Regions from separate parts of the Homo sapiens genome. Here region 2 is linked to region 1. Evidence: read pairs that join two places in POLR2A ChIA-PET (ENCODE). Cell type or tissue: endothelial cell of umbilical vein. All regions are shown on one strand. Links, peaks and the distances in the headings refer to the core of each region. The heading gives the core; the rest is flanking DNA.

What was found. ChIA-PET counts read pairs that join two places held together with the same protein. Peaks named below come from ENCODE experiments on the same cell type or tissue, not always from the same donor. Only the 100,000 strongest peaks of a DNase experiment are listed, where the experiment ranks them.
Region 2: POLR2A ChIA-PET joins it to region 1 with 5 read pairs; 4 of 35 experiments call an interaction of 5 or more read pairs at or near these places.

The regions. Positions count from the first base shown.
Region 1 is chr5:150,682,396-150,693,393 of GRCh38, reverse strand. RBM22 (RNA binding motif protein 22) reads left to right here. Exons shown (of 11, transcript NM_018047.3): 9 at 87-175; 10 at 368-499; 11 at 1,513-2,602. The coding sequence ends at 1,643. Among named protein-coding and RNA genes, the nearest start is that of RBM22, 13 kb to the left of the region's middle. In endothelial cell of umbilical vein, for the core only: no CTCF peak of the experiment used is centred there; no DNase peak of the experiment used is centred there.
Region 2 is chr5:150,460,839-150,472,341 of GRCh38, reverse strand. No RefSeq gene overlaps it. Among named protein-coding and RNA genes, the nearest start is that of RPS14, 17 kb to the right of the region's middle. RefSeq lists enhancers at 7,443-8,168, 10,958-11,277, 11,071-11,503. In endothelial cell of umbilical vein, for the core only: no CTCF peak of the experiment used is centred there; DNase peaks (open chromatin) are centred at 2,511 and 6,201.

The DNA.
Region 1 (10,998 bases), core at 2,999-10,998:
AACTCCATTGGACTGGGGAATGTAAGAAGCAGAGGTGTGAGATAAGGTGGGCCAGAGTGCCGACTGTATGCATGTGTGTTTCCCAGATCCCAGGCAGCCAGAGGAAAAGAAAAAGAGAAAGATGGAACTACAGACTCTGGGATCAAACTAGAACCTGTTCCAGGATTGCCAGGAGGTGAGTGCAGACTCCCTGCTGACTTCAGAAGCTCTTTCTGCCCTGATGTTCCTATTTTGGAAGATGGGACCCAGGTCTGGTTCATGTTGCCGCTCTACTCTCCCAGTAGGACCTCTGAGAATGTAAAGGTGGTAGAAACAGCGTTGCACAATTGTTCTCCCCTCTATGTGTTGACTATTTTCTCTCCTCCAGCTCTTCCTCCTCCTCCTGCAGCAGAAGAAGAAGCCTCTGCCAACTACTTCAACTTGCCCCCAAGTGGTCCTCCAGCTGTGGTGAACATTGCTCTGCCACCGCCCCCTGGCATTGCTCCACCCCCACCCCCAGGTAACTTCCATCTTCCTTCTTAGCCCAGAGAAATCCTTGTGAAAGTTCTGTCTCATAAACCTCACCATCATGTTCAACACATCCAAATCCTGTGAGTTTGCTCTGTAGAAGTCTACCAGTAAAGTTGATCTGTTGGGATTTCTGAAATTTTTCTTTCTCCTGCTCTGCCGAGGAGAAGAAAGGGGCCAGTTTTCTAAAGATCCGCGTATATGTGTCAGCAGAGTAAGATTATTAGATTACAAAGATCTATCACCAATTTGTTCCCTTTTCTAAACTAAATGCTAATGGATGCCCTAGAGCACTATTGCCCAGTGTGGGCTGTGAGCGGGTGTCATTTTACAAAGTGTTTATCACCTGTCTGCCACAAGATCAGGAGCTTGTGCCAAAATGTAATCAGTGAACCCCTTCCTTCATTGAGAAAGTCTTGTTACCAAAAAAACTGTCAGATGAACTAAACTGTGCCTGGTCGTATAATTTACATTTTGACTCAAGCTCTTTGTCTTGAGTGGCCAGAAATAGGTGGAGGACTGGCACTTCGTATAGCACTGCTGTAGACAGTGTTAACAGTGGAAGGAAATCACAGGTAGCCAGTTCTCCTGTGGCAGAGAGCCCATACTCTGAAGAGAATCTGGTTTCTGAGCACCCTCCATTCTGGTGTCAAGCATTGAGGTTAATGATGACACAGTCTTTGCCATCAGCCTGATTTCTTTCTTATCTCCCAAATCCTGACTGAATCCTGTCTGGTAGGATTTGGCATGTTGGATACATAGCAGAGACTCAGATGACATACTAGGCGATACCTTGAGTGCTGTGGAGTTTTTTGGACTGTGGGGGAAAGGTTTCTAAAACCAAGGAAATAACAAGTGGAAGTAAGTTTGTGAACTGACATTTGCTTAAGCCCCGTGTCAACCTTGATTTATGTGTAGGTGGTTTTAACCTTAGCAAGATTGAGAGGTTTGAAAGGTTATCAAGGAAACTACCAGCCTAACACATTTGTTCTCTCGTATCTGCAGGTTTTGGGCCACACATGTTCCACCCAATGGGACCACCCCCTCCTTTCATGCGGGCTCCAGGACCAATCCACTATCCTTCTCAGGACCCTCAGAGGATGGGAGCTCATGCTGGAAAACACAGCAGCCCCTAGCACCTTGTCACCACTCTGGGGCTCTGTGGAAGAAAGGGCACTTAAAACTCCCAGTAAATCTTGGAATAAATATATTTTTCCTTCCCTTGTAGTTTCCATGGTAGCTGAATGTGCTCAGATGTGAGCAGTCAGAGACTGACAGCCATGCTTTCCTATACTTGTTCAAAGGATCGATGGACCGTAAATAAGCTGCCATTAACACATCTGGTTACTGCTGTAACATGACTAATAAAACCGAACGCCTGTTCCCCTTACCCGTGTGGGGGACACGCAGATGAGTGAATTGGAATGTCCAGCAGAGTTACCCTCCCAATTATATGTTCATTTTGTATATTTTTTGGTCGGGGGAAAAATTGACCTGCAGTAAAAAAACCTTTGACCATTTTTATGTCCATTGGATACTTTCCTTTTTATCATCTTAAAAAAAGATAACTAGTACTAATCATTGTAGTGGCCTAAGTGTGATTTAACTCTTGAAGTCACACCCTCCGAAAGATGAGTAGAAACCAGCACCAGCACAGCCCAGATCTTCTCTTTCCTCTCCTTTTCCTCATTTATTCCTAAAGGAATCTGACCATTTTACGTCTCTACGGCCCAAAAAAAGACAAAAATAAAAATTCCTTTTTATTCCTGTCAACTGGATGGAAACACAAATTTCATGGAGCTGTGTACCATCGAAGAAACCTGGTGTCTGGCATGAAATTACTGTAAAGAACTTCCTGTAAAACACGTTCTTTAACAAACTGAAATGAAAAGCATTGGAGCGTCTGAATGAAAGACGTGACCTCCTGCTGGGACTCTGATGGTCTTCAGCATTCACCTTCGTGTGTCTTCAGTGTCTCATTGTCATCCCTGCTTCTGTTTGGTCTTAGAGTGTTTGGATATAACTGAATTGTAGATGGTAAAGGAAATTTGATGTGTTTTTTGTTTTTAAATAATTAAAACGGGTCAATTTTTCACATGTTGTCATGGGTTTATTTCTAGATTCCTCTTTATCCTTTGGTAGCTGAACTCGAGGTCAGTGGAAGTTATTTAATAGAAATGAGTTATATATTGTAAATTTTTTAAATGTTGCTTTAGACTTTTGATTATATCCATTCCGTGATGATTTACTTATTTTTTTTTAACCTCAGCCTATTCTTAGGTTGATTCCATGATGATTTAAAAGGCTCAGACCTCTTTAGTATTTATCTCAAAGGGTGATTGTGAGGTTGAAATAAGATAGTGCACAGAAACACTTAGCACAGAGCCTGGTGTAGGGTAGTTGATAAAGGGTAACTTTAAGAAGTCACCCAGCTGGGTGCATGCCGATAGTGCCAGCTACTTAAGAGGCTGAGGTGGGAGGATTGCTTGAGGCCAGCAGTTCAAGGCCAGCCTGGGCAACATGGTGAGATCCTGTCTCTAAAAAATAAAATGTAATAGGTCATCCTTAGGCAAGTCATTTTAAAAGGAAACATTTATTATAAATCCATTTTTCCTGAAGCCAAATTTTTTTTTTTTTTTTGAGATGGAGTCTCACTCTGTCACTAGGCTGGAGTGCAGTGGCACGATCTTGGCTCACTGCAACCTCTGCCTCCTGGCTTCAAGCAATTCTCGTGCCTCAGCCTCCTGAGTAGCTGGGATTACAGGCATGCACCACCACACCTAGCTAATGTTTATATTTTTAGTAGAGATGGGGTTTCGCCATGTTGGCCAGGCTGGTCTTGATCTCCTGATCTCATGATCCGCCCACCTTGGCCTCCCAAAGTGCTGGGATTACAGGAGTGAGCCACCGCGCCCGGCCATTTCCTGAAGCAAATTTTATGCTACTTTTATCTAAAATGTTTACTTCCAAGAAGGACATGCCCCATATGGCACCCTGTTTTAGATTTGCAGAATTTTTTTTCCTAGAGAACTTAAATTGCCTTTTTTAAAGATTTAAAAATCTATACTTAGAAATTTTCATTTTATTGCTAGTAATGTCAAATGTGAAGCAATGTACGATACTTCCAAGTATCTTTGTATCCTTTTGGGTCTTTTTTGCCTGCTTTTGAGCATGTAAAGGATTTTTAGCCAATTTGTAAATGAGATGTGAATCTTATGGATAGCATTTTAATAACTGCTAGATTCAACGATTTACATCTCCACATACACATACATACATACATATATGCCTATCCAATTGTGTATTGTAACCTTGCTTTCTTGGGGAGGAGGAGATTCTAATTTTTGTGTAGTTTGGTTATGGATCTTTTTTAAAAAACCAGTATAAAGGGAAGTATAGAATAGATATTCATAAATAAACCAGAATTATGAGCAATTATATCTTGGCAAAAACTCTTGCTTGCCAAATTCCATTGCCTAGGGCACACAGCTGGGTACACTTGGTGAAAAGCAACTTTTGCCGTTCCCAGGCTTGGCCTGTAAAACCCTCACCCAGTCCTATGTGCTTTCTCCATCTGGCTGAATGCACAGAATGGTCTCTAGAAGATAGCAGAGTCACACAGTGGAGCCTGGGTTCCTCCATCACCACTTAGAAGACAATATTGCTATATGAGAAATTGTTGTTGTATTAAGGCATTGAGACTTGGGGATTTATCTGTTACAGCAGCTAGTGTTACTCTAATAAAAATATAGATGTCCTCACATCTAATAATAAAAAGGCACTTGTTTATATAGTAGGTTTACACTGAGTGATGGTGTTTTCCTCTTTTTTTGAAAAATAGGAGTCTCACTACATTGCCCACGCTGGTCTCAAACTTCTGGGCTGAAGCGATCCTCCCGCCTTGGCCTTCCCTTTGTTGGGATTGCAGGCATGAGCCACCGTGTCCAGGCAAGTAATGGTGTTTTAAACAGACTCTGGAGCCAGACTACCTGAGTTCAAATCTCAACTTCAGCTCCTCCCAGCTATATAACCTGGTGTGTACTTAATCTCTCTCTAGTTGTCATAAGGCCTCATCTCTTAACCCTTTTTGCTGCCTGTAATATTTTGAGCTTCTTCTCCCATGGAAAAAGCTCAGAAGGTAAAGCATTATGACAACTGGACTAAGGCAGTGACAGCCCATGGGGCAAAGAGTGAGATATAACAGATGTTCTGGAAGCCAAATCAGTGAGCCACTGTGACCTGAAATAAATGGAGGTGAAAAGAGAGGAGTCTAGGGTAACCCCTAACCTCCCACCTCAGGTCTCTGGGTTGGTCAACTGGGTAGAAAGATGTCTTTTCCTGAAATAGAGAATGCTGGAAGAAGAAGGCGAGATTGGGAAGTAGGGGTAGGAAAATATGAATCCCCTGTGGGATCTGGTGAGTTTAAGATATCTGTAAGGCCAATGGAAATTCCCAACCCAAGGGGAATGGAGCTTAAGGGAGATTAAGATTTGGATGGGCAGTGAAGTAGTGGCAGCTGAAGCCCTGGCTGTGGAGTGCAATTCTCCAGGGTCGGCAGGTAGAGCAATTTTTAAACTTCAGTGAGTCTAAGTTCCTGGATTTTTATGAGGTAAAGACTACCCTTTGAGAAATAGTAGTATAGGATGAGATCACTTCTTTTTTTTTTTTTTTTTTTTTTTTGAGACAGAGTCTTGCTCTGTCGCCTAGGCTGGAGTGCAGTGGTGCGATCTCAGCTCACCACAACTTCCACCTCCCGGGATGAAGCAATTCTCCTGCCTCAGCCTCCTGAGCAGCTAGGATTACAGGCACACACCACCATGCCCAGCTAATTTTTGTCTTTTTTTTTAGTAGAGACGGGGTTTCACCATGTTGGCCAGGCTGGTCTTGAATGCCTGACCTTGTGATCCACCCATCTCGGCCTCCCAAAGTGCTGGGATTACAGGTGTGAGCCACCGCACCCAGCCAAGATCACTTCTAAGATTAGAAAATGTTACTCTTCTCAGAGATTCTGTAGTCTTTTTTTTTTTTTTTGCCCCTAACATTTTACTGTAAAAATTTTCTGATGTACAGAAAAGTTAGAATAATTTTACTGTGAACCACCGTATACCCACCAACTGATTCTACAATTAACACTTTGCCATATTGGCTTTATCACATATCTATCCATTTCTTTATGCATCCATCAATCTTTTTTTTTTGGAGATAGAATCTCACTCTGTCACTCAGGCTGGAGTGCAGTGGTGCTATCTTGGCTCACTGCAACCTCCGCCTCCCAGGTTCAAGCAGTTCTCCTGCCTCTGCCTCCTGAGTAGCTGGAATTACAGGCGTGTGCTACCACACCCGGCTAATTTTTGTATTTTTTTACAATACAAATTTTGTATTTTTTACAATACGGGGTTTCACCATATTGGCCAGGCTGGTCTCAAACCCCTGACCTCAAGAGATCTGCTCACCTCAGCTTCTGAATGCGCTGAGATTATAGGCATGAGTCACCGTGCCCAGCCCCATCAGTCTGTTTTTATGCATTTCAGAGTAAACTGAAGACATCAACAGACTTCACCTTTAAACATTTCAGCATTTATATACAGATGCTTCTCAATTTATGGTAGAGTTATATCCCGATAAGTTGAAAATATCATTAAGTGAAAAATGTATTTAATACACCTACTGAACATCACAGCTTAGCTTAGCCTATTGAGCAAAATCACCTAACACAAAGCCTATTTTATAATAAAGTGTGGAATATCTCATGTAATTTATTGACTAGTCTCCTGAAAGTGAAAAACAGAATGGTTGTATTGCTTTCACAACATCCTAGAGTTGAAAAATCATAAATTGAACCATCCTAAGTTGGGGTCCATGTTTAATTAACTAGAGTTCAATTCTTTTTTCCATCTGTCCGGATGAAAGAGTTCAATATTTTTTGTGGATTTTTAAGGTCAAAGTTACATAGACTAAAATGCATGAGTATGTCATTCAAGAGTTTTGACAAATGTATACATCCATGTGACTCAAACCCCTGTCAAGATATAGGACATTACCATCACTCCAGAAAATTTCCTCCTGCTCTTCCTAGCCAATACCCACTCCCACCAATCTCCAGAGGCATCTACTATTCTGATTTTTATTACCACAGATTAGTTTTGCTTCCTTTAGAACTTCATATAAATAGAATCACGCAGTGTGAACTCTTTTATATTTGGCTTCTTTCTAGCAGGATGTGTTTGAGAATCATCCATAATGTTGTATACAGTTCCTATTTATTGCAGGATAGAATTCTACTGTATGACTATGCCATCACTTATCCATCCTCCCATTGATGGACACCAAGGCTGTTTCCAGTTTGTTTGGGTTTTCTTTTGCTACTGAAAAGCTACTATGAATATTCTTGTACAAATTGTTTGTGAATATATGTTTTCATTTCTCTTGAATAAATACTTAAGGCCGGGCGCAGTGGCTCACTCCTGTAATCCCAGCACTTAGGGAGGCCGAGGTGGGTGGATCACCTGATGTCAGGAGTTCGAGACCAGCCTGGGCAACATGGTGAAACCCCATCTCTACTAAAAATACAAAAATTAGCCGAGCGTGGTGGCAGGTGCCTGTAATTCCAGCTACTCGGGAGGCTGAGGGAGGAGAATCACTTGAACCTGGGAGGCGGAGGTTGCGGTGAGCCGAGATGGCGTTACTGCACTCCAGCCTTGGTGACAGATCAAAGCTCTGTCTCAAAAAAATAAAAAATACATAAATACTTAGGAGCAGAATTACTAAACATGTCTGGTTTTAAAAAGAACTGTCAGACTTTTTCCCTTTACATTCCTACCACAATGTAGGAGAGTTCCAGTTGCTCCACAGTGTTGCCACCCTTTGATGTAAATGGTTTTCTGAATTTTAGCCATTCTGGTGGATGTGTAATGGTATTTAATTGCGGTTTTATTTTGCATTCCCATTGTGACAAATAAGTTGGACACCTTTTCAACTACTTATGGCCATTTACATATCTTTTTTTTTTTAACATTGAGAAACTTAAGGATGAAAAATCTGTTTTTATTTTTATTTTTAGAAATGGGGTCTTACTTTGTCACCCAGGCCGGAGTGCAGTGGTGTGATCATAGCTCACTGCAGCCTTGAACTCCTGGCCTCAAGTGATCCTCCCACCTCAGCCTTCCAAAGTGCTGGGATTACAGGTGTGAGTCACTGCGCCCAGCCTATATTTCTTCTTTTGTGACATGTCTGTCCAAATATTTTGGTCATTTCTATTGGGTGTCTTTTTTTGTATTAACTAGTTATAGAAGGTATACATCTTAGGTATTAGTCCTTTGTCAGAGACATGTTTGCAAATACTCTCTCCCAGTCTGTGGCCTGCCTATTGACTTTCTTTCTTTCTTTCTTTCTTTCTTTTTTTTTTTTTGAGATACAGTCTCTCTCTGTCGTCCAGGCTGGAGTGCAGTGGCATGATCTTGGTTCACTGCAACCTCCACATCCCAGGTTAAGCGATTCTCCTGCCTCAGTCTGCTGAGTAGCTGGGACTACAGGCACGTGCCACCACACCTGGCTAATTTTTGTGTTTTTAGTAGAGATGGGGTTTCACCATGTTAGCCAGGCTGGTCTCGAACTCCTAACCTCAGGTGATCCGCCCACCTCAGCCTCCCAAAGTGTTGGGATTACAGGTGTGAGCCACCACGCCCAGCTTTATTCACTTTCCTAGTGATTTTTTTTGATGAGCAGAAGCTTTTTGTTTTAATCAAATCTAACTTAGTATCTCATATACCAAATCTGTATTAGTTTGCTAGGGCTACCATAACAAAGTACTAAAAACTGGCTTAAACAACAGGAATTTATTATCTTACAGTTCTGGAGACTAGGCCTCCAGGATTAAGGTGTTAGCAGGTTTATTCCTTCTGAGGCTGTGAGAGAATCTGTTCCATGCCTGTCTCCTAGGTTCTAGTGGTTTGCTGGCAATCTTTAGCATTCCTTGACTTGCAGGCACATCACTCTGCCTTCATCTTTCCTCGTTGTTCTCCCAATGTGCATGCCTCTGTGTCCAAATTTCCTCTAGTTATAAGGGCACCAGTCATATGGATAGGGCCCACCCTAATGATGTAATTTATTGTTTGTTTAAAACATTTTCCTTTTCTAGGGCTCTTGCATTTCCATATAAATTTTTAAAATCAGCCTGCCAATTTCTACAAAAACATAAGCCTATGATTGGGATTGTGTTGAAAATAGGTCCATTTGAGAAGAACTGACATCTTACAAATATTGAGTTTTCCAATCTATGAGCACAATATATGTCTCCATTTAACTATCTTCTTTAATTTCAGCAATGTTTTAAGGCTTTGGTGTACAAGTCTTACACAACTTTGTTACATTTATTACTAAGAATTGTGTGATTTGTTGCTATTTTTAAAAAAATGTCTTTTCCAATTGTTGCAGTTAATATAGAAATAACAGTTGGGTTTTGTGTCTCAACCCTGTATCCTGTGACCTTGCTAAATTCACTCAGTACTTCTAGGAATTATTTTGTAGATGTCTGCAATGATCTATGTAAACAATAATTTCACCTGTGAACAGAGACCGTTTCATTTATTTATTTCCAATCTTTATGCCTATTTCTTTTTCTTGCCTAACTGAACTGGCTAGGACCATGAGTACTACATTAAATAGAAGTGATAAGAGAAGACATCTTTGTCTTATTCCCAAGCTTGTGGGAAATGCATGCAGTATTTCCCCGTTAGGTATGTAATTAGCTGATTTTTTGGAGCTAACTTTGATCAAACTGAAGGAGTTGGCTTCTAAATTTTTAAAGAATTTTCACCATAAATTGGTGTTGAATTTCATTAATGCTTTTCCTGCACCAAAAATGTTAAACCAAGATTGCATTCCTGGGGTAAACCTAACTTAGTCATGATGTATTACATATATTTATTTATAAATTATATATACAGATATATTTATAAATATGTGTGTGTGTATATACATATACATATATACATATACAAACACACACATATGTATCTTGGGTTTTATGTCTATATTCATGAGGAATAGTGGTCTTTTCTGTAATATTTTTGTCGGGTTTCTTCCGGCATTATAAAATTTGTTTGGAAATGTTTCTTCCTCTATATTTTGAAAGCATTTGTATAACAATGCTTTTTTTGTTTTTTTCTCCTTAAATGTTTGATACAATCCTCTGGTGAAGCCATCAGGTTCTGGTGTTTTCTCTGTGGGATTTGTCTGTCTTGAGTTTCAAAGCTTGTTATTTTGGAATAACTTCAGATTGACAGAAAAGTTCCAAAGACAGTTCTTGTATACTTTTCACCCAGCTTCCCCTCTTGTTAACACCTTACATAGTCATAGTATGTTTTTCTTTTCTTTTCTTTTCTTTTTTTTTTTTTTTTTTTTTTGAGACGGAGTCTCGCTCTGTCGCCCAGGCTGGAGTGCAGTGGCGCAATCTCGGCTCACTGCAAGCTCCGCCTACCGGGTTCACGCCATTCTCCTGCCTCAGCCTCCTGAGTAGCTGGGACTACAGGCGCCCGCCACCACGCCCGGCTGATTTTTTGTATTTTTAGTAGAGACGGGGTTTCACTGTGTTAGCCAGGATGGTCTCAATCTCCTGACCTCGTGATCTGCCCGCCTCGGCCTCCCAAAGTGCTGGGATTACAGGCGTGAGCCACCACGCCCGGCCTCTTCTTTTCTTTTCTTTTTTTTTTTTTTTTTGAGACAAGGTCTTGCTCTGTCGCCCAGGCTGGAATGCAGTGGCACAAACTCAGCTCAATGCAACCTCCGTCTCCCGGGTTTAAGCAATTCTCCTGCCTCAGCTTCTTGAGTAGCTGGGATTACAGGTACATGCCACCATGCCCAGCTAACTTGTGTATATTTTTAATAGAGACGGGGTTTCACCATGTTGGCCAGGCTGTTCTCAAACTCCAGACCTTGTGATCCACCCACCTCGGCCTCCCAAAGTGCTGGGATTATAGGCGTGAGCCACCACGCCCAGCCTAGTATGTTTTTCAAAACTAAGAAATTGGCCAGGCGTGGTGGCTCACACCTATAATCCCAGCACTTTGGGAAGCCGAGGTGGATGGATTGCTTGAGCTCAGGAGTTCAAGACCAGCCTGGGTAACATGGTGAAACCCCAGCTCTAAAAAAATACAAAAATTAGCCAGGTTTGGTGGCATACACCTGTAGTTCCAGCAACTCAGAAGGCTGAGGTGGGAGTATCGCTTGATCCTAGGAGCTGGAGGTTGCAGTGAGCCGAGATTGAGCCATTGCACTCCAGCCTGGGTGACAGAGTAGTGAGACCCTGTCTCAAAACAAAAAATTAAACAAACAAAAAAAACTAAGAAATTAACGTAGGTACCATACTATTAACTAAGTTTTTATTTGGATTTCACCATTTTTTTTTCTGTCCTTTTTTTCTGTTTCAGAATTCAGTCTAGGCTTCCACATGACACTTAGTTGTAATGTCTCCCAGTCTCCTCCAATCTGTGA
Region 2 (11,503 bases), core at 1,240-9,239, 220 kb after region 1:
GTCATGATCTAGAAATCTGGTTCTAAAATTCTGTCACATTAAAATTCTGAAATGCCACAATTTTTTCCTGATTCTGAGATTTTAAATATGATTCTAATTTTCTTTTTTCTTTTTTTTTTTTTTTGAGACAGAGTCTTGCTCTGTCGCCCAGGCTGGAGAGCAGTGGCGTGATCTCGGCTCACTCCGAGCTCTGCCTCCCGGGTTCACACCATTCTCCTGCCTCAGCCTCCCGAGTAGCTCGGACTACAGGCGCCCGCCACCACGCCCGGCTAATTTTTTGTATTTTTAGCAGAGACGGGGTTTCACCATGTTTGCCAGGATGGTCTCGATCTCCTGACCTTGTGATCCGCCTGCCTCGGCCTCCCAAAGTGCTGGGATTACAGGCTTGAGCCACCACACCTGGCCTAATTTTCTAAAACTGCTTAATTCGTTAGAAATGTTGGCTGGGCACAGTGGCTCACGCCTGTAATCCCAGCACTTTGGGAGGCCGAGGCGGGTGGATCACGAGGTCAGGAGTTCAAGACCAGCCTGGCCAACATGGCCAACATGGCAAAACCCTGTCTCTACTAAAAATATAAAAATTAGCCGAGTGTGGTGGTGGGCGCCTGTAATCCCAGCTACTTGGGAGGCTGAGGCAGGAGAATCACTTGAACCCTTGAGGTAGAGGTTGCAGTGAGCCAAGATCGTACCACTGCACTCCAGCCTGGGCGACAGAGCAAGACTCCGTCTCAAGAAAAAAAAAAAGAAATATAATGCAAGCCACATATGAACAGTCACATTTTCTAGTAACCACATTTTAAAAAGTAAAAAGAAACAAGTGAAATTAAATTTAGACATATATTTTGGCTGGGCAAGGTGGCCTACATCTGTAATCCCAGCACTTTGGGAAGCCGAGGTGAGAAGGTTGCTTGAGTCCAGGTGTTTGAGACCAACCTGGGCAACATAGCAAGACACTGTCTCTACAAAAAATTAATTAAAAAAAATTAGCCCAGCATGGTGTGAGCATTTGTAGTTCCAGTTATTCAGAGCCTGAGGCAGAAGGATCGCATGAGCCCAGGGGTTTGAGGCTGCAGTGAGCTGTGATTGTGTCATTGCATTTCAACCTGGGTGACAGATCAAAACCCTGTCTCTAAAAAAAATAAATACACAAAAAACAAGGGCTGGGTACCTTGGCCCATGCCTGTAATTTCAGCACTTTGGGAGGCCAAGGCAGAAGGATCACTTGAGCCCAGGAGTTTGAAACCAGTCTGGGCAACATAGTGAGGTTATATGTTGATATATAGCCTCATTATTTTAAATAATGACTCCTCTCATTATTTCAAAAAGTAAAGACCAGGTGTGGTGGCTCATGCCTGTAATTCCAGCACTTTGGGAGGCCGAGGCAGGTGGATCACCTGAGGTGATCTGAGGTGGCTGAGTCTGAGACCAGCCTGGTCAACATGATGAAACCCCATCTCTACTAAAAATACAAAAATTAGCCGGGCTTGGTAGCCCTCGCCTGTAATCCAAGCTACTCGGGAGGCTGAGGCAGGAGAATTGCTTGAAACCAGGAGGCGGGGATTGCAGTGAGCCGAGATCACGCCATTGCACTCCAGCCTGGGTGACAAGAGCGAAACTCTGTCTCAAAAATAAATAAAATAAAATAAAAGCCAGCCATGGTGGCTCACGCCTGTAACCCCAGCACTTTGGGAGGCCGAGGCAAGCAGATCACGAGGTCAGGAGTTCAAGACCAGCCTGGCCAACATGGTGAAACCCCGTCTCTACTAAAAATACAAAAAATTAGCCGGGCGTGGTGGCATGCGCCTATAGTCAGGGGGCTGAGGCAGGAGAATGGCTTGAACCCAGGAAGCAGAGGTTGCAGTGAGCTGAGATCACCCCCACTGCACTCAGCCTGGGTGACAGAGCAAGACTCCATCTCAAAAATAAATAGATAAGAAATATATTTTATTTGGTTGGGCACAGTGGGTGGCTAATGCCTATAATCCCAGCACTTTGGGAGGCCAAGGCAGGAGGACCACTTGAGCCCAGGAGTTTGAGACCAGGCTGGGCAACATAGTGAGACATTGTCTCCACAAAAAATAAATAAAATTAGTGGGGTGTGGTGGTGTGTGCTTGCGGTCTCAGCTACTCAGGAGACTGAGGTGGGAGGATTGCTTGAGAACCAGAGGTCAAGGCTACAATAAGCCAAGATTGTGCCACTGCATTCCTGGGCGACAGAGCGAGATCCCATCTCAATAAATAAATACATACATACATACATACATAAAATTTTAAAAATAAGAAATATATTGTATTAAACCAACATACCCAAAATATCATTTTGACATGTAATTAATATAACGAAATGATTAATGAGATGTTTAAATTCTTTCTTTTGTGCTGAGTCTTCCAAATCCACTGTGTATTCTACTTAAAGCACATCTCAACTTGGACTAGTCACATTCTCAGTGCTCTATGACCACATGTGGCTAGCGGCTGCAGTGCTGGACAGCATAGTTTAGAAACCTTAAATCCTATGACTCACTTTTGTAAAATTCTAGGATGCTATGCCTCTGAGATTCTCGAATTCCACAGCATACCAAGGTTCTGAAATGCTATAACTGTGCTTCCACCAGATTAAAATGTTTCATGAACCACATTGTCTTTATTCAGTCTATCGGCGTTGGGCATTTGGGTTGGTTCCATGTCTTTGTTATTGTGAATAGTGCTGCAATAAACATACATGTGCATGTATCTTTAAAATAGAACGATTAAAAGAATTTTTTTTTTTTTTGAGATGGAGTTTCTGTCACCCAGGCTGGAGTGCAATGGTGCTATCTCGGCTCACTGCAACATCCGCTTCCTGGGTTCAAGTGATTCTTCTTCCTCAGCCTCCCGAGTAGCTGAGATTACAGGTGCACACCACCAGGCCTGGCTAATTTTTGTATTTTCATTAGAGACAGGGTTTCACCATGTTGATCAGGCCAGTCTTAAACTCCTGACCTCAGGTGATCCGCCTGCCTCGGCCTCCCAAAGTGCTGGGATTACAGGTGTGAGCCATCGCGCCTGGCCTATAATAGAATCATTTATATTCCTTTGGGTATATGCCCAGTAATGGGATTGCTGGGTCAAACGGTATTTCTGGTTCTAGATCCTTGAGGATGATTCCTGTCTTCCACAATGGTTGAACTAATTTACATTCCCACCAACAGTGTAAAAGCGTTATGAGATCATGTCCTTTGCAGGAACATGGATGAAGCTGGAAGCCATCATCCTCAGCAAACTAATACAGGAACAGAAAACCAAACACCACATGTTCTCACTCATAAGTGCGAGTTGAACAATGAGAATACATGGACCCAGAGAGGGGAAAAACACACACTGGGACCTGTAGGTGGGGTTTGGGAGGTCGGGGGAGGGAGAGCATCAGGACAAATTGCTAATGCATGTGGGGCTTAAAACCTAGGTGACAGGTTGATAGGTGCAGCAAACCACCATGGCACACGTATACCTATGTAACAAAGCAGGTTACATAGGTATACATGTTCTACACATGTATCCCAGAACTTAAAGTAAAAATAAACAAAAAAATTTAAAAATAATAAAATGTTTCATGAGCCCCAAATCTGCATTTGAAGGCTTCTACCCACACATGTTTTGTATGGAAAGAAATCCAGATCCCTGTACAGCCTGAGGGGTGGGGCGGGAGCAAGGAGCCCTCCTTGGCTGCCCCCACCATCTGGCCGGCCTGTGGCATAGGGGATGGGCATGCTCCTTGCAGAACTACCTCTCCTACCATCCCTCCAGCATGGCACCTCTCCATCCATGTGTGCCTGGAAGTGAGGGTCCTGCCTTCCAGTCCTCCTGGGAAGGGGGTGTGCCCCTGCCTCCTTCCCTTGGTTTCTGTCCACTCTGGGGCATCTGGGGGCAGCAGTGGCAGATGGAGCAGGGGAGTCAAAATCCCAGATGGAATCTCCTGAGGATGGAACTGATCTCCATTTGCTGAAGGCTGGATCCCTCAGGAGCCTGGGGAGGGCAGAAGTCAGAGGCCCGCGGTCTGGGGCTTGGAGAGCCAGAAGGGCTCTCTGAGGGCGTGTGATGGCGCCTTTCACAGTGCAGATGGGGAAACTGAGACCCAAGAACAGAAGGGGTTTCCCAAATTAGGCACAAGGTGAATGTCATGCTCTGCCAGAAGGAATGTCCCCTGGGTAGCCACAGGCTTCTCTTCCTACTCCCAAACTCCCTCTCCCATCACCACTTGTGAGGAAGTCGAGGCACAAACCCAGCATGGTGGACGTCAGGGAGGCTGCAGGAGGGCCCCCCCATAGCTATTGTGTCCAGGTGGGTGACTTTTCAGCTTTGGGATATGTCTTCGTGTCTTATGGTTTGGGCTGCTATAACAAAATAGACTGGGTGGTTTTTAAACAACATAAATTATTTCTCACCATTCTATTTTTTTTCTTTTCTTCTGCTTTTGAGACAGAGTCTTGCTCTGTCGCCCAGGCTGGAGTGCAGTGGTGCAATCTCGGCTCACTACAACCTCCACCTCCTGGGTTCAAGCGATTCTTGTGCCTCAGCCTCCCGAGTAGCTGGGATTAAAGGTGTGCATTACCACACCTAGCTAAATTTTTTTTTTTTTTTTTTTTTTTTGAGACGGAGTCTTGATCTGTGGCCCAGGCTGGAATGCAATGGCATGATCTTGGCTCGCTGCAACTTCTGCCTCCCGGGTTCACGCGATTCTCCTGTCTCAGCCTCCTGAGTAGCTGGGATTACAGGCACCCGCCACCATGCCTGGCTAATTTTTGTATTTTTAGTAGAGATGGGGTTTCACCATGTTGGTCAGGCTGGTCTCGAACTCCTGACCTCAAGTGATCTGCCCGCCTCAGCCTCCCAAAGTGCTGGGATTACAAGTGTAAGCCACTGCACCCAGCCTGTTTCTCACCATTCTAAAGGCTGGGAAGTCTGAGATCAAGGCTATGGCAGATTCAGTGTCTGGTGAGGGCTGGCTTCCCCATTTGTAGATGGCACCCTCTCACTGCATCCTCACATGGTGGAAGGGGTGAATGAGTTCCCTTGGGCCTATTCTATACGAGCACTAATCCCACTTATGAGGGCTCTGCCCTTGTGACCTAATCACCTCCCAAAGACCTCACCTTTTAGTATCATCACCTTGGGAGTTAGGATTTTAACATGGATTTAGGAGGCACACAAACATTCACACCATAGCAGGATGCTCATGTCAGGCTCAGAAACCTCCTGGTTAGAACCTTGCCCCAGGCTCACCCTTGACCCGGAACCATGGGTCCTGCAGAGGGTCTGGGGAATGGGTACTTGGCCACAGGCAGCAGCCTGGGTGAGATGTGATGAAGGCGGAGCTAAGTGCTGAGGGTCTCAATCAAAAATAATCAGCTTCCTTCTACATCTGCTCTGCTCTCCAGCTCTGGATTCCACTCCAAAGCCCTTTTGTAGCCACAGTCCCATTTGAACCTCACAAGCACCCAGGAGGAAAAGAAGGCAGGAGGACTTGACATCAGCACGTAAACTCCCAGCCAGAGGGCCAGTGTGAGAACTTCGCTACTGTTCCTCAACTCCATGCCATGCCTCTTCCTTTTTTTCTTTTTTTTTAGACACGGTCTTACTCTGCCACCTAGACTGGAGTACAGTGGTGCCATCATAGCTCACTGCAGCCTCGACCTCCTGCGCTCAAGCAATCCTCCCACCTCAGCCTCCCAAGTAATTGAGACTATAGACATAAGCCACCATACCCAGCAATTTTTGAAAATTTTTGTAGAGACAGGGTCTCACTATGTTGCCCAGGCTGGTCTTGAACTCCTGGGCTTCAGCAATGCTCCTATCTCAGCCTTCCAAAGTGTTGGGATTATAGACATGAACCACCATGCCTGGCCTATTCCCATTTTTACAGATGGGGAAACTGAGGCCCAGAGAGGGGCTATGACTTGTCCCAGGCTACAGAGCCAGAGGGAGGCCAAGTCTAAACTCCTGAGAGTCATAGGCATCACCTATTGAGGAAGCCCCCCACCTTGCTGCACTCCCAGGCACCCAGACCCTCGGCAGCCGAAGAGACAAACATCAGAGGTCACTGACAGCCACATTTTCCACGGGATGCTTCCAGGCTGGGTTTCCCCTCGGAGGAAGGCCCCAAGGTTGTTCCGCATGGTTAGGAGAACTGGGAAGGAAATGACAGAGATCCTGCCACAGTGGGCAACAGAAAACAACCTGGCCTTTGGCCTCTAGGGATCTGGCTCCGCCAAAGTCTGGTTTGGGGAGGGAGATGGGAGGCACAGCAGGAAGGCAGGCCTGGAATCTAGATTTGAAAAAGCACAAGCTTTGGAGTGAGATGGCCTGGATTCAAGTCTCTAGGGCTGCTACTGAGTGGCTATGTGGCCCCGTGTCCGTGGCTCCACCTGGGCTCCCTCCTCTACCTGGGCAATGCCCATTTCTGGTAAGAATCTGAGTGTGTATAAGCTAAGCCTATTGTTGCTGAATAAATGCTAGTTCTCACTCAAATGCCCCTCTGGGAAGCAATCAGGCCCTAGGGCCCCCCATCTGCCACTCTTTGCTGCCATAAATATGCTCCATAAATATTTATTGAATAAACAAATGAATAAATGAATGCTGCCTGCCCAAAATATAAGGGAAGGCTTTGAACCCATCTATCAGGAGACACAGCAGACTCTGACAGAACTTGCTGGGTGGCCTCATTTTTACAAGAATATATAATAATAACTAACCTTTCTAAAGCACTCACTACCTATCAGGCTTTGCTGGGAACTGCAGAGCACTCGGTTTTCCCAGCAGCACTATCAGGAGCTATGACTATTATCCCCGGGCTCCAGATTAGGAACACTGAGGCATGGAGAGGCCACAGAACCCTGAGGTCACACTGCTAGTTGGTGGCAGAGCCTAGACTTGGACTCAAGCAGCCTGACCCCAGAGCCCCTGTTCCTTGCTCTGGGATGGCTCCTGGGGCTTTTATTTTATTTTTATTTTTATTCTATTTAAGATGGAGTCTTGCCCTGTTGCCAAGGCTGGAGTGCAGTGGCATGATCTCGGCTCACTGCAACCTCCGCCTCCTGGGTTCAAGCGATTCTCCTGCCTCAGCCCCCCGAGTAGCTTGGATTACAGGCACCCATCACCACGGCTGGCTAATTTTTGTAATTTTTAGTAAAGACAGGGTTTCACCATGTTGGCCAGGCTGGTCTTGAACTCTTGACCTCAAGAGATTCACCAGCCTTGGCCTCCCAAAGTGCCGGGATTACAGGCGTGAGCCACCGCACCCAGCTCTGGGGGTTTTTAGCCTCCCCTTCCCGGCTTCCCGCTTTCTCGGCCAAGGACTCCTATGGGGTGAGACTCCCTTTCTCAGGTTGGTGCTGCTTAGGGCTTCCCAGCGGTCTTAGAGGCTCCTGCAAATCAGCCTTGGGGAGCGTATGTGGGAGATGAAGTGGGGGCTCTGCCCAGCCCGAGACTGTTGCTCAGGTCCTTTTTCAGAGACTAATTCTCTGCAGCTTTCTGGTTGCTTCCTGCCTCAGAGTGAGGCAGGAAGCAAGGCCAACAGGGATTTTGGCTCCAGCTCCTTTGTCCTCACTCAGCTCATCCTCCCCCTCCCCTACTCCAACTTCTGGATCAGCCTCTTTTTTGCCTAACCAGGGACCTTGAACTTAATGTTCACTCCCAGGCCGACTTCCCAGTGTGAGAGCAGCAACTCAGGGCTGGGAATCCAGAGACTGCCAAGAACTGAAGGGTGCTTTTCCTTCCGGGCGGGCAGATTTGGAGAAAGCCTGCCCTGAGATGGGAGAGATAGGGGTGGGTCTGGAATGTGCAAGCGGCCCACACCTGCACATCAATTTACAAAGAAGCTCCACGGTGATCCAGTGATCCTGTTGGTTCATCCCCAACCACCCCGGTTAGAGATGGGTTAGCTTGTTATCATCCCAATTGAACAGAAGAGGAAACAGGCTCAGGGGGATTTAGTGACCTGTTCATGACTATGTAGACATTTAGGGGCAAAAGCAAATGTTTACCCAATTCTGCAAAGATTGTATAATAATACTTTTTTTTTTTGTGGAGTCTTGCACTATTGCCCAGGCTGGAGTGCAGTGGCGCGATCTCGACTAATCCTGCCGCCACGCCTGGCTAATTTTTGTATTTTTAGTAGAGACGGGGTTTCATCATGTTGGCCAGGCTGGTCTCGAACTCCTGACCTCAGGTGATTCACCCGCCTCGGCCTCCCAAAGTGCTGGGATTACAAGTGTGAGCCACTGTGCCCAGCCATAATACTATTATTATTGCAAATATTTTCTAAGTTCTGACTGTGCCAAAAGCTTTCCTCTTATTACCTCGTTTAATCCTCTCAACAACTCTAAGAAGTAGTGATCCCTATTTTACAGATGAGGGAACTAACTGAGGCTCAGAGAAGCAAATCACCTGCATAAAGTACACTTAGTCACATCCACTAATCAGAATGTGAAAGCCAGATTTGAACTCAAGTTTGTCTGGCTCTAAAGTCTGAGGCTTCACAGGCAAGATTCTACCTCGGGTGGAGGAGTTATTGTTTGCCAATGCAGGGGGTGGGGTAAGCCTGACTTTACCCACCTTTTCATGATGCTGCTTCAGACCTGGTGCACACAGCCCTGGGAACCCTGCAGGCAGTGGGCCCGGAAGAATCTAACAGATACTGCAGAATTTGGGGGCACTCTGGGGCCATGTCTGAATGTGACCCCTCTCTGCACAGCAGCAGCCCCTGGTCTAGGCAAAGGTGGCCCTCTGACAGCCTCACAGATGAACTCTGCAAAAGCAGATTCATTCATTCACTCAACACCAGCCAAGAAGCCTTCACATCTCTACTCACAGACACCCAGTTATTTTGCCAACCTCCCAACCACGGCGAGCTACATAATTTGCAGGGCCCAAGTGCAAAATAAAAATGCAGAAGCCTTTGTTCAACCACTATTAAGAATTTCAGGGCCTGGTGCAGTGGCTCACACCTGTAATCCCAGCACTTTGGGAGGCCAAGGCAGGCAGATCACCTGAGGTCTGGAGTTCAAGACCAGCCTGGCCAACATACTGAAACTCCATCTCTACTAAAAATACAAAACTTAGCTGGGCATGGTGGTATGGGCCTGCAGTCCCAGCTACTCAGAAGCCTGAAGCAGGAGAATCGCTCAAACCTGGGAGGCGGAGGTTGCAGTGAGCAGAGAAAACGCCACTGCACTCACCAGCCTGGGAGACACAGCGAGACTCCGTCTCAAAAAAAAAAAAAAAAAAAAAAAAAAGAATTTCAGGACAGCAACCACAGTGCATTAACCAAGCATGGGCCCTGTGCAACTGTAGAGGTCACAGGCTCGTGGTGCCAGCCCTGTCCCCACCTCATCTCCCTTCTCCCTCTGGTTCTCCTCCTTACTCCTGGCCACTTTATCCTCCTTTCACATCCTCATGCTAAGCTCAGGGCTTTTGCAAAGACTGTTCTTCCTGTCAGGAACCCTTTCCCAATCTTCCCTCATAACTTAGTCCTTATGATTCAGGTCTCTGCTGAAATGTCACCTCCCTGGTGCCCCAGCCTAAAGTAGCCACCCACATAGCTCTCCATCCTGTCTGCAATTTATTCCCTTTATAGTCTGCACCACACTCTGTGACCTTATGTCTATCTGTTAGTTTACTGTTTACTGTCCATCTTCCCTGCTAGGATGTTGACTTGGGCAGGCATGGCCCACATCTGTCCTATTCAGCGCCGAATCCTCAGCGCCCAACCCAGTGCTTGGCTCACAGTATGTGTTCAATAATTATTTGTGGCCAGGTGTGGTGGCTCACACCTGTAATCCTAGCACTTTGGGAGGCCGAGGTGGGTGGATCATTTGAGGTCAGGAGTTCGAGACCAGCCTGGCCAACATGGTGAAACCCCGCCTCTAATAAAAATACAAAAATTAGCCAGTAGTGGCAGGCGCCTGCAGTCCCAGCTACTCGGGAGGCTGAAGCAGGAGAATCGCTTGAACCTGGGAGTTGGAGGTTGCAGTGAGCCAAGATTGCACCACTGGACTCCAGCCTAGGGGGTAGAGAGAGACTCTGTCTCAAAAAAATAAATAAAATAATAATAATTATTATTTATAAAACAATGAATGACTGAATGAATGAATGAATGGACACCAACATCCTAACAACATTCTCTCACCCTTATGTCTCTCCCTCAGCAACCCAGATGAACACAGGTGTTCCCCGAATGTCCTGGTACCTAAGACACCCCAATAGACAGCAAGGGAACCGAGAGAGGCAGGCAGATCCCAAGGCCTTGAAACAAGGACAGATGGAAGTGGCAAGGCCTAGAGAAGAGGAGAAAAGAAAGAAGGGTCGGGCCCAGTGGCTCACGCCTGTAATCCCAGCACTTTGGGAAGCTGAGGCAGGAGGATTGCTTGAGCCCAGGAGTTCAAGATCAGCCTGGGCAACATGGTGAAACCACATCTCTACAAATTAAAAAAGAGAAAAATAAAAAAGGAGGAGGGAGAGAGGAAGGAAAAAGGAGCCCACAGGAAGGAGAGAAGAGGTAGACAAAGAGGGGAGAACTTGTTGAGCGTGGTGATAATCCCATTTCTTCTCCTTATTAGTGAAACTAATAATTACTATTAATACCTGGCCCCTCCCTGGCCCTTTCATCCAGGTGGGTGGGGAGGTTTTGAAGATGAAAGTCTGGGGGGCCTCTCTAGATGCAGGTTTCGGGGATTCACAACTACTAATTAAGCTTGGCAGCCCCTCTAGTTCCCTCCCCCACCCCCGGGGATGCTGCACCAGCAGACTCAATGCCTTTCCAGGTGGGACACAGCAGGGAGCTGCTCCCTGGGCTGGGCCTCCTCCTGAGAGGTGTTGAGTAGCTGCAGTTGTGGGGGATGGGGCTGTCAGGCAAGACAGTCATGAGGAGGTGCCGGAAAGAGGAACCTCACACCAGGTGGCTGAGACTCAGGAGCCCTGCCCCCAGCTGAAATTACAGCCCCATCCCTGAGGCTGCCCCTCATCCCACCCCAGGGTCTGTGTGTCTCTGGACCCTGCCAGATGGTAGTGGGGGAATGGTGCCAAAGGGAGAGGAGGCTCCAACCAGACAAAGAGACAGAGCCAGCATATCCAGCTCCTCCGTGTGGCCCCAGGGGCACCGAGTCCTGCTATCTGGCATCCTCAGGGTCTATTTTGTTCCACCTCCCCTCAAAGAGGCCTCCTCTCTCTAGTGGCATCAGCCAGCCTGTCCTGCACACCTCCGGTGATGAGGCCTTCACTACCTGCCAGACTGTGGGCTGTGTGAAGGGATCTCATCCAATCCCTTGACATAAAATACAACCTAGAGGCTCCTGAGGTTACATCAGCAGTCCTGAACTTTCCAATAAGCTCCAACTGCTTGCCCCATCCTTCTACTAGGATATCACACAGAAGGCTCCAAAAATAGCAGGGCCTGAGCCTGATTCCAGCCTCCACCCAAGTTGTGACCTCCCCCTGGCTCTCCCCACCTTGGTTAATAGCCCCATCA